3 separate regions of the Homo sapiens genome follow, and regions 2 and 3 are each linked to region 1. A link is a contact called in ENCODE Hi-C or POLR2A ChIA-PET data. All regions are on one chromosome and are shown on one strand. Each heading gives the region's core, a stretch centred on a gene start or an enhancer-like site at or near the end of the contact. The rest is flanking DNA. Distances are from core to core; before and after follow the strand shown. Region 1 holds the start of ZMPSTE24 (zinc metallopeptidase STE24). Region 2 overlaps NFYC (nuclear transcription factor Y subunit gamma). Region 3 holds the start of MYCL (MYCL proto-oncogene, bHLH transcription factor).

The links. A loop is a pair of places that touch in the nucleus more often than their neighbours do. ChIA-PET counts read pairs that join two places held with the same protein, here RNA polymerase II (POLR2A). Pooled maps may share reads with other maps.
Region 2: POLR2A ChIA-PET joins it to region 1 with 12 read pairs in activated B cell. The contact joins the enhancer-like site here to the promoter of ZMPSTE24 in region 1. A Hi-C loop is called at or near these places in 8 of 50 pooled maps. POLR2A ChIA-PET finds 5 or more read pairs at or near these places in 4 of 52 experiments (HEK293, PC-9, activated B cell and 1 more).
Region 3: a loop to region 1 is called in a pooled map, with 19 times the contacts of the local background. The contact joins the promoter of MYCL here to the promoter of ZMPSTE24 in region 1. A Hi-C loop is called at or near these places in 5 of 50 pooled maps.

The regions. Positions count from the first base shown.
Region 1 is chr1:40,256,335-40,260,195 of GRCh38, reverse strand. It overlaps ZMPSTE24 (zinc metallopeptidase STE24), which reads right to left and starts at 1,960. Exons shown (of 10, transcript NM_005857.5): 1 at 1,802-1,960. The coding sequence starts at 1,924. RefSeq lists enhancers at 1,550-1,649, 1,740-2,019, 2,100-2,369, 2,600-2,729.
Region 2 is chr1:40,711,044-40,714,904 of GRCh38, reverse strand. The region is part of intron 1 of NFYC (nuclear transcription factor Y subunit gamma); the gene reads right to left. Among named protein-coding and RNA genes, the nearest start is that of NFYC-AS1, 21 kb to the right of the region's middle. RefSeq lists an enhancer at 1-482. Within about 2 kb of position 1,709, at least 7 of the 41 ENCODE cell types and tissues checked have a DNase peak (open chromatin) inside an H3K27ac peak, as active enhancers do.
Region 3 is chr1:39,899,727-39,903,587 of GRCh38, reverse strand. MYCL (MYCL proto-oncogene, bHLH transcription factor) reads left to right here and starts at 1,671. Exons shown (of 2, transcript NM_001033081.3): 1 at 1,671-2,649. The coding sequence starts at 2,154. RefSeq lists silencers at 1,098-1,307, 1,568-1,887, 2,298-2,417.

The DNA.
Region 1 (3,861 bases), core at 711-3,210:
CCAGCTATTTGGGGGGCTGAGGTGGGAGGATCACTTGAGCCTGGGAGGCAGAGGTTGCAGTAAGCCCATATTGTGCCACAGCACTACACCCTGGGTGACAGAGAATCTATCTCCTTAAAAAAAAAAAAAAAAAAAAAAAAGGAGAAAGATCAACTATCTCATTATACTAAATTATAAAAGGTAAGGGTAATTTCAGTCCAGGAAATGTAATACAGAGAATGGATACCAAACAAAATAATGGGCCACTACAACATGCTTTCCCTATATATTGTTGTGTGCCAATAAAAGCTGAGGGGAGATCGAGCACGGTGGCTCATGCCTGTAATCCCAGCCCTTTGGGAGGTGGAGGCGGCAAGATGACTTGAGTCCAGGAACTCCAGACCACCCCGGGCAACATCTCTACAAAAAAATCAAACAATTAGCCAGGCACAGTGATCCGCACCTGTGGTCCTAGCAACTCAGAAGGCTGAGGTGGAGGTGGAGGGGTCGTTTGAGCCCACGAGTTCGAGGCTGCCTTGAGCTATGATGATGCTACTGTGCTCCAGTCTGGGTGGCAGAGTGAGCCCCTGTCTCTAAATACAATAAATATTCTATCCTGGCCAAGATGGTGAAACCCCGTCTCTACTAAAAATACTAAAATTAGCTGGGCGTGGTGGCACGTGCCTGTAATCCTAGCTACTCGGGATGCTGAGGCAGGAGAATCATTTGAACATCCCTCCCTCTGCGCGCTGCTGGCAGTGTCACAGACACACTCTTCCCCTTGCAGACTCTCCCTCGTCCCTCCTAGTTTCTTGCAGTGAGCCGAGATAACGCCACTGTACTCCAGCCTGGTGACAGAGCTAGACTCTAAAATTAAATAAATAAATAAAGATTAAAAATAAATAAATAAAAGTTCAGATCTCTAAACCATGGTTATCTCAGGTAAATTGTTAACTTTCACTTTTTATTTTACCATTTTAATATTTAAACTAAAATAATGTTGATTTTATGAAAAACGAGAAATATATTTCATTTAATTTCATTTATTTATTTATTTTGAGATTGAGTTTCACTCTTGTCGCCCAGGCTGGAGTGCAGTGGCACAATCTCAGCTCACTGCAACCTCCGCCTACTGGGTTCAAATGATTCTCCTGCCTCAGCCTCCCAAGTAGCTGGGACTACAGGTGCGCGCCACCACACCCGGCTAATTTTTCTATTTTTAGTAGAGACGGGTTTTCGCCACGTTGGTCAGGCTGGTCTCGAACTCCTGACCCCAGGTGATCCGCCCGCCTCGGCCTCCCAAAGTGCTGGGATTACAGGCATGAGACACCACGCCGGGCCCGATAAGTTTTTTGTTTGTTTGTTTGTTTTTTCAAGCAGAAACAATATATGCACTTTAAGGAGAAACAAGAGTGCAAGTTCTTGGAAGGACTGCAAAATCCTATGGTTAGGCATGATTACATAAATGTCATGAGGAAGTTGGGTGTCTAAATCCTTTTAAAGGCTTATTCCAAAGATAAAGGAGGCCAAGTCTGGGCCCAAGGATCCCAAGGAAGCTGCAGGGAGGGCACAAGAGCCCAAGCCTTCCTCCAGGCCCTAAAGGGATTGGGTCCCATGATAACGTTACAGAAAACTTCCTTGACGCACCAAGACCCTCCTCAAAGCCACAGTCCGCCATCGGGCCAAGTTACGAGACTCAGCAGGGACCACAAAGACGAGACTGGCGCGGGGACCGAAGCAATCAAGAGTCTCAGGGTCGAAGCCAAGGCTACTCCAGGGCTGGCCGGGTATGGGGGTCAGGTTGGACCCTGTCTAGGCTCACCTGCCGCTGTGCTAGGAAGGTCTCCCAAAGATACACTGTCCAGGAAAAGAGCAGCACGGCCCCGAAGATACGCTTCTCGGCCGGCATCTCCCACAAAGCGTCCAGCGATGCCCACATCCCCATGGCCACCCGGTTCCGCCGGCTCCTTCAGCGTGCACCGGTGCCACACCGACACTCGTCCCTTCAGAGCGTCCCCGCGGTGTCACAGCAATATCCGTTCTTTCCGAGGGCCCCTACGCCGATACCCGCCCCCATCCCTCCCTCTGCGCGCTGCTGGCAGTGTCACAGACACACTCTTCCCCTTGCAGACTCTCCCTAGTCCCTCCTAGTTTCTACAGGAAAAGCCCCAGCCCCACCTTCCTCACTTCCGGCCCAAAGAGGGCGGGGACCCAAACGCCGAGTTCCGGGCCCGGCTGAGCTGTGTTGCATCAACATTCTTCCCCCACGTCTTGACGCTGGGTTCCGGCCTAGGGTTCTGGCTTTCCTCCTGGGCTAGTGAACGCGGCGAAGTCCTCCTCTTTCTAATCTCCAGAGCCGCAGTTCCATCCTCTGGGTCAGCGGCTTACCCTGACTGGGCTGCGGTATCTGCCTTCCTTCCCCCAACAAGGCGACAGGTAGTCGGGGCTGGGGCCGGAACTGACTGAGTGGGCCGCAACTGACTGAGTGGGCCGCGGCTCCCGCCTGAGGAGGCTAGGAAGGACTGAACAGCAGCCGACTTCCCAGGCTCTAAAAATCGTGCCTCTGAGTTAGAGCTACCTCAAAAGCAAGACCAAGCATGAGAAATGGAGTCTTTTGGCCAGTATTGGGGTGTTCGGAATTCAAGCGTATGAGAGAGTGGACGGTAGCGTTGAGAATTTTCATTTGAAGATCTCGTCTTAACCACCCCAAGTGTAGTCAGAGGCGGCGTTTTCCCTGCGAGAGTGCCCTGGAACAAAGCAAGGATAGCGTGGGTTAGACATACCTGAAATGAAAGCGTCTTACTTTATCTAGGTACATATTTGCGTCAGTAAGGCGCAACGCCATTTCTCTCTTGGAATTCAGAAGTGAAATATGGTGACTGGGACGCCTGTACATTGCTTTGACTTAAAAATTGAAGTCCATTATTCTGACCGAAAGTTAATCTGATGATTAATTGGTTAAACATACTATCGTTGCTAATTAGCATAATTATTATTTACAATAAAGTGAGCTAAATAGCTACAACTAAAATATATTTAAATTACTGTGATATTGTGATGCTAAAGATGTGTTGAAATTAATATCTTGAATTTCTCAACCCTGCCTAAATGCCTCTGAGAGTAATTAGTATAATTAAAAGTCACTAGAGAAAGTGAATGACTCTAATAACAGGATAACAAATTCTTTTCAAGTCAGATGGTTTCCAGTTCTTTGCTTTCAACAAAATTAATGGTGGCCCATGAATTGTCAGCTGATGAAGGAACACTATTTGGTTTTTGGCATGCAACTCGGAAAGAAACCAAACGATTGATTGACATGCTTACAACAAAACTACTAGCATTCTCACCTATTTATGTAAAACCATTTCTCAGCACTTGTATCTGTGAAAACAACAGAATTGAAAATGAACCCTGTTAATCTACCAGTAGGAACTATTCATCCAGATAAATGAATTAATTGGTGGGTCAGCCCCATCTATCTCACTAAGAGATGTGTTCCCAATAGAATTTCACCTTTTATAACTGTGTGTTATCAATATTTGCAATCGTGTCATTTTGATCCATTATATACTAAAGATGATTGTGATGATTACTCACTTCAGAAGAATTCCAGCGTAGAGCCATAAAGTTACACGAAATTTTTTAAGGTTTACTACATATGTCATATTTTTATTGCGAAGAAGTGATCAAGAAAAGGTTGTTCAAACATCAAAGTACTATATTTGAATAACATTTTTTGTTAGAGTACAATCTAAATATGTTAGAGATAATAAAAGAACAATGTTGAAGAGCTCATTAGTGTATGTTTTAATGCATAATGGTGGTTATTCAGTTGTTATGTAGATTCTCTTGGATACATTATAAAGAGTGATTTAACAGTTT
Region 2 (3,861 bases), core at 460-2,959, 450 kb before region 1:
GTTTAACCATGTTAGCCAGGATGGTCTTGATCTCCTGACCTCGTGATCTGCCTGCCTCGGCCTCCCAAAGTGCTGGGATTACAGGCGTGAGCCACCACGCCCTGCCCTCAAAATTTTTTTTTAATTAGCCAGGCCTAGTAGCGTGCATCTGTAGTCCCAATTACTCGGAGGCTGAGGTGGGAGGACTGCTTGAGCCCAGGAGTTTAAGGTTGCAGTGATCTATGATTACACCACTACACTCTAGCCTGGGTGACAGAGCAAGACCTTGTCTCCAAAAAAAAGGAAAGAAAACTAAACTTCTGGGAAATGTAGACATGAAATATATTCTATCCAGCTATGTCTATTATAATCTTCAGTCAGTACACTTTAGGACTTAAATATTACATAACTTACATCGTTCAAGCCCTCATTCTTTCAATGGACTATAACTTTTGTCTAAATATATGAAGGTCATCACCTTCAGAAAAATTAAAAATGTTAAAGTATATCATGGTCTATCAAAGAATATAAAGAACAAATACTACTCAAACATACACAAGCACATACACACATAATACCACTTTGCTGATGGGAAACAGTAAAGTCAGCACAGTTAAGATATTATTTTGGGTGTCTATAAACAATGATTCCTATTTTAGTCTTGTCAAATGCTTAAAATGACCCTGGAATCTTTGTTTATTAAATACAGGTTAGCTTGTGGACTCACTTTAAGAGCCAGGTCCAAACTTTTTTGGGAATTAGCTTGTTCTTGAAATATAATAACAAAAAAACAACAACAAAAAACACTAACTGGCTTGCAGGTGATGTGTTTGTATACCCTAAATTCCTCATAATGCATAAAAGTAACCTGGCTTTCTGGAATACCTCACAGGTGAACACCATTAGCTTCCTAGCTGGTTCTCAGCTTTCTGAATAAGCAACTAACTGGCTGAGGCAAGGTATCTTCAGATCCCAAAGGGACACTAAATCTGCTGCAGCAGACTTTCTAACCAACACACTTCAGGTAAAGACTTCTGAACCTCTTCCATGGCACATTTTCTCTGTTCCTTCTATACCCAAACAGCAAGCCTATACAGAAGTCCCAAAAAGAAAAGAAACATGAAAAATAAAAAGTGAAAACAACCTAGAGGAATAAAAGAAACATGCAACAAATTGAGTGGGAGTCAAATCTCCAAACTTGTACAAGCCTGTTCCTAAAAAGCTGAAAGACTTGGATTAGGGCACCTGAACTTACTGGGCCTCAATTTCCCCACTTTACAAGAAGGGAACTAGACTAGATCCCTAAGTGATTCCCATCAGCCTAATTTAGATGTATTCAAACTCTGTATGCATATATTATCAGTAATAAGGATAGGCAAAAATCATTCCATTCATGAAGACAGCCATGTTCAACTTTTAATACATTTTTTGGGTTACTGAAGCTCCTACAAAAGTATTTAGCCTCTTTAAAAGGGAGACCTCATCTTGTTTTAAAAACAAAAGCCCAAAGTGACCACGATTGCTGTTTTTAAACCTACACATCCCTGGAACTGGAATTTTATTTGGTAAAGTCAGTATCAATTTTGCCAAACCTCATTCTGTCTGAATATGATTCTTCCAATGCACAGATAGGAAGCAGACACCAATGCTGACTGACCATGCCTGAGAGGAAGTGACTTAATAGGACAGGAAATCAAACATCACAAAATATCAACCCCACCCCTGGGGGGGAAAAAAGGAAGTCCTAAAAATAGATGACACTGGGCATGCAGACTAGATTAAAAGAAACCCCCATGAGTTTCCACCAATTATGTTAGAAAGGTATCTCATAGTAGGTATCAACTGTGTGAAATTTATGTTAGATTTCTGATGAGAGATCAATTATTTTTTTTTAAAGTGTTCATCCCACAATTGGGCACAATGGCTCATGCCTGTAATCCCAGTGCTTGTAATCCCAGCACTTTGGGAGGCCAAGGCAGGAGGATCACTTGAGTCCAGGAGTTTGAGATCAGCCTGGGCAACAAATCAAGACCCCGTCTGTATTTAAAAATAAAAATAAAAATAAATAAATAAAAAAAAATTAGTTGGGCACGGTGGCACATGCCTGTAGTCCCAGCTACTCAGGAGGCTGAAGTAGGAGGATTGCTTGAGCCCAGGAGGTGGAGGCTGCAGTGAGTCATGATCATGCCACGGCACTCCAGCCTGGCACACCAGCCTTGGCAACAGAGCGAGACCTCGTCTGCAAAAAAAAAAAAAAAAAAAAAAAAGGCATTAATCCCAACATTTACTTGCTTACTATACAGCAGGCTATAATTACCTCCCATGCTTGAAAATTGACAGGATAATCACAAAGCAAACAAAAAAAAAAATGGTTCCAGTTTACTTTATAAATATTTGGTATACAAACTAAATATGTAACCTCTGCTTGGTAAACATCTGCAACCATTACAACTTACCTGCATTGTAATGCAAATCTCATAATGCAAATGGAACAGGCTTCCAGATTTTATTCTGAGAGGTTCCTAAATCTAACAAGAGTTTTTTAAAAATCAGCATACCCATTTCATCCTATTCTGAGAGGTCCTTAAATTTTGACAAAGGGGTTAAAATTCTTTCACAAGGATCTTGATGAGTAAAGGACTGGTGGTCTCAACATATGCATTAAATAAATAGGGTCATGTCAGCATAAATAGGAATATGCAGGTGAAGGCAGTTTAAAAAGAAATGTGTCAGGTTTAAACTAACTCCTTTTTACAAATATTAAAATACTGGCATTTTTTTCTTTGATGCCACACCTATCTTCATAAACGTTTCATCCCCCAAATAGTCTGGATTAGTAACAACTAATATTATGTAGCTCTTCACAATTTGCAAAGTACTTTGACACACATGATCTCATTCAAGACTCGCCACTAAATCAGACACTATTTTTAGGTTCCATTTTTACATGTGAGGAAGCTAACACTAAATAGCTGACTTGCCCAAACCTACAAAGCTGGTGATAAAGGTGAGTGGGGCTTGAACACAGATCTCTTGACTTTAAATGGTCTGTACCATGCTGCCTCAAATACTGTGATCAGAGTAAATAAATGTCCATATCTCTAGACCCCATCTAAGCCTCCCCCACTTACACACACAGCCACCCATGGCCTAAATTAGAGTTAGCTCTCTAGAAGGTCTTTGCTCTTTCTGGAAGCAAAGTTTTCTTCATTTGTCTAGTAAACATTTATCTGGCTGAAGTGTTAAATACCATTTGACATACACTAAAAAATAACTTAGTCATCAAAGGTTTTGTACAGGCATGCCCATGTGCATTTTTCCAGGTAGTGGGTCATTCTCAAAGAGAATGGTGAAGAACCTCGGCTAGAGGCAGTGACTGGGCATCTTTCCAAGAAGCCAAATCCACAAAGTTCTCAAGTTTATAGTTTACTTCATACTGTACCACACCTTCACTTTTGCCTCCCCTGCTGCAGGCCTTCTCCTAGGGCCAACAGGGTCAAGTCAGCACCTACAACTGTTTTTAAAATCATATATATAATCTGGAACAACTGATAACATATAAATAATCAATGACAAACAAATAAATTTAAATCAAAATAACTACCTCTTAAAATGTAATCCTTAACACATACTTCTTCATCTTAGGACTTAAATTCCCAGAATGAACATTTTCTTATTATAAGCATTCTAATTCCCCAAAACTTTCACAAATACAACTACTCTGAACTCCTAAAATACTATCTATCCCCTTCACTAAGAACCCTCTAGATTACAAAGAAGACAAGGTAGCATGCAAGGAATTCTGAATCTGTTAGGCAGTTCACTCAGCTATCATACCAAAAGAATTTAGAATTTTTTGCTGGGGGGAGGGAAGTAAAAAGA
Region 3 (3,861 bases), core at 422-2,921, 360 kb after region 1:
CACAAGCTGTCTCAGTGAAATCTGGTTAGCTGAGTCCCTCAGTAAGTCAGTTAGTTCACAAATGTCTGCCAGAAGCTGTTCTAGGTGCAGAAATCACAAAGCAAGTAGGAGCAGGTTTCTGCCTTCAAGATGTCCCACATGCAGCACAGACCCAACGTATCTAAAACGGAAGGCTGTCATTTTCCCTGCCTTCCCAACCCATATAACAACACACATCCGTGTCCCATGCTCCAACCACACTGAATTGCTTGCCCTTCTCACTTCCGTCTGCCAACAGTGAGTAGTTTGGTGTTCTTAGACCACAGGGGTGGGAGGGAAAGAGAGAGACAGCAGACAATCAGGCTGGGGTAGACAGACACCAGACCTTGATGCCAGGTGGAGGAATCTAGATGTATTGGCTGCTGTCCCAAGTTACTCTCCTCTGGCCTAAATCTCAGACTGGCCGTATAGTTTAATTTTTTCTCTTCCACCAAAGGTCATCTGTGTAGAAGATGACACAAAGGGGGACCCAGCACGGTGACCCGTGCCTGTAATCCCTGCACTTTCGGAGGCTAAGGAGGGAGGATCATTTGAGCCCAGGAGTTCGAGGCTGCAGCGAGTCATGATCGAGCCACTGCACTCCAGCCTTGACGCTGAGTGAGACCCTGTCTCTTAACAAAATATATTTAAAATTTAAAAAGAAGATTATACAAAGGGGTTATCTATCATCTTGGCCAGCAATGCAGGGCAAAACTTGAAACAACTTGGTCCTGCAGTATTTTCCAGATGCCAAATCCTCATTCTCTACTGTACAGCTCCTACAGTGTTTTGTGTGAGATGAGAGGGAGCATGGCGGGTCTCAGCTGGCTTTGCCCTGGGAAAAATTCCTCATTTCTGCACCGCCTCCCCAAAGCGGGGGCTAAGCCAGCGCCGTCTGCCTCTCCACCTAGACCAGACCCCTTCCCTAGATGCTCTTATTTCCCTGAAGCCTCACAACAACCCTGTGAGGTAAGCATTACCATCCCTTCATTTTACAGATGAAACTGAAGCTCAGGAAGGTTACGTTTCGGGCTCTAAATCCCGGAATCTTCGCTTCGATGCCATCCAGGCTTGGGCCACTGAGCTCAAGAAACGGGCCGACGGGTGACCAGACGGACGCCGGGACCAGCCCAAGTTCAGGGCTGAGGGCCGCCAGGTGGCGCGTTTCCCTCCCCCTACCCCTCGCGGCGGCTCGGGCGCACCTGAACCCAGCGGGGTGCGCCGGGGAAAGTAGGCGCGCAGGGTGGGGCGGGGAGTAGCCCTAATTCCCCAGCTCGGAGTGGGCAAGGAGCACGGTTTAGCTCAGCCGGCTGGCACCGCCAAGCGGCCGCCGGGCCGCATCAGCCCTCCTCCTGTTTGCGCTCCCCAGCGTGCAATTTATTTGGGGGGCTACCGGGGATTGAACGGAGCGGGCGAGCGCTGCCAGGAGGTGGGGCCGGCCCCACCTGTCGACTGCCCGTAGTAGGCAGGGAGAGGGCGGGGTTTGTCCCATAGGGCCCGCCCCCCAGTCCCTGGGTCCCGGGCGCGCGACGAGATATAAGGCAGTCAGGAAACAATGCGCCTGCAGCTCGCGCTCCCGCGCCGATCCCGAGAGCGTCCGGGCCGCCGTGCGCGAGCGAGGGAGGGCGCGCGCGCGGGGGGGGCGCGCTTGTGAGTGCGGGCCGCGCTCTCGGCGGCGCGCATGTGCGTGTGTGCTGGCTGCCGGGCTGCCCCGAGCCGGCGGGGAGCCGGTCCGCTCCAGGTGGCGGGCGGCTGGAGCGAGGTGAGGCTGCGGGTGGCCAGGGCACGGGCGCGGGTCCCGCGGTGCGGGCTGGCTGCAGGCTGCCTTCTGGGCACGGCGCGCCCCCGCCCGGCCCCGCCGGGCCCTGGGAGCTGCGCTCCGGGCGGCGCTGGCAAAGTTTGCTTTGAACTCGCTGCCCACAGTCGGGTCCGCGCGCTGCGATTGGCTTCCCCTACCACTCTGACCCGGGGCCCGGCTTCCCGGGACGCGAGGACTGGGCGCAGGCTGCAAGCTGGTGGGGTTGGGGAGGAACGAGAGCCCGGCAGCCGACTGTGCCGAGGGACCCGGGGACACCTCCTTCGCCCGGCCGGCACCCGGTCAGCACGTCCCCCCTTCCCTCCCGCAGGGAGCGGACATGGACTACGACTCGTACCAGCACTATTTCTACGACTATGACTGCGGGGAGGATTTCTACCGCTCCACGGCGCCCAGCGAGGACATCTGGAAGAAATTCGAGCTGGTGCCATCGCCCCCCACGTCGCCGCCCTGGGGCTTGGGTCCCGGCGCAGGGGACCCGGCCCCCGGGATTGGTCCCCCGGAGCCGTGGCCCGGAGGGTGCACCGGAGACGAAGCGGAATCCCGGGGCCACTCGAAAGGCTGGGGCAGGAACTACGCCTCCATCATACGCCGTGACTGCATGTGGAGCGGCTTCTCGGCCCGGGAACGGCTGGAGAGAGCTGTGAGCGACCGGCTCGCTCCTGGCGCGCCCCGGGGGAACCCGCCCAAGGCGTCCGCCGCCCCGGACTGCACTCCCAGCCTCGAAGCCGGCAACCCGGCGCCCGCCGCCCCCTGTCCGCTGGGCGAACCCAAGACCCAGGCCTGCTCCGGGTCCGAGAGCCCAAGCGACTCGGGTAAGGACCTCCCCGAGCCATCCAAGAGGGGGCCACCCCATGGGTGGCCAAAGCTCTGCCCCTGCCTGAGGTCAGGCATTGGCTCTTCTCAAGCTCTTGGGCCATCTCCGCCTCTCTTTGGCTGAAGCTGCCCGTGTAGTCCCCAACCGTGTCTGTCTGGCACGTGGGTGTGTTGGTAAACAGTTTGGAAAAGTGGCGTGGGAGCCAGCCTCCCTTTGATGATTATTGGAGCCCCAGGGGACAAGGGATTTGAGGTGAGGGTTGGCGCTTAGAGAGGACAATACTGGGGTTGGACTGTAAGGGATTGAAGGGGGTACCTTAAGAGACACTCCAAACCTGAAGTTTTTTTGCTGCTGCCTCTTTCCCTAGGAAACTCACACTCCCCTAGGGGGAGAAGAAGCCGAGAGCCTTTTGTGCAAAGCCAAAACCTTCGTCCTTTTAAAAACCTAGGTCTCCAGTTGGCTTTACTTTAAAATGCCAATAATAAATGCCCTCTTCTCGTGCCTCCCCACCACCACTTACCACTCGTGCATCCCTGAGACAGGGAGGGAAGAATGAACACTCCCCATTAACAGATGGAAAAACTGAGGCTTAGAGATAGACAATCACTACAAGTCAGCTCCAGCTTTCTGCCATCTAGCCAGCCCCTCTTCCCCAATGCTCCATCCCAACCAGGCACCTCTTCCTTGATGTTTGGGGTCTTTGTGGTAGCTTATCTTAGAAGCACTACACCTTGCCTTGCTGTTTGTCCTGAGATGGAAAAGTGTCCTTCTTGCTCCCCCTCAATAGATCTCCAGCGTCAGCTGCTCCCTGGCATTCAACAAATATTCACTGGCCCCTACTTTGTGGCAATCTGTGGGCTACATGCTGGGGTCAAGGCAGTAGAACTCCAGGCCCTCCTCTCCCATCCTTGATGCAAGTGCAACCTCGCTGAGGGCAGACTGGGGCATCCTGTGCCACTAAACTACATTGTTCTTATTCTGGCATCTTAGACCTCCACACCCGTGAGAAATCCTGGAGAGGGTATTTTTGTAGAGTGTAGACTGTGGCTAGTGACAAATAAATTAGGACCAAGAAAGCTCACTGTAGCTTTTAGGAATAACTTTTACACGACCATTTGATAGGGAACTGGGGAATGGGGTATGGAAGTTTTCCTACACTTGAGAGAAAAAATAGGATAACAAAAATTAAAAGTCTTTTTTTTCCTGGTCC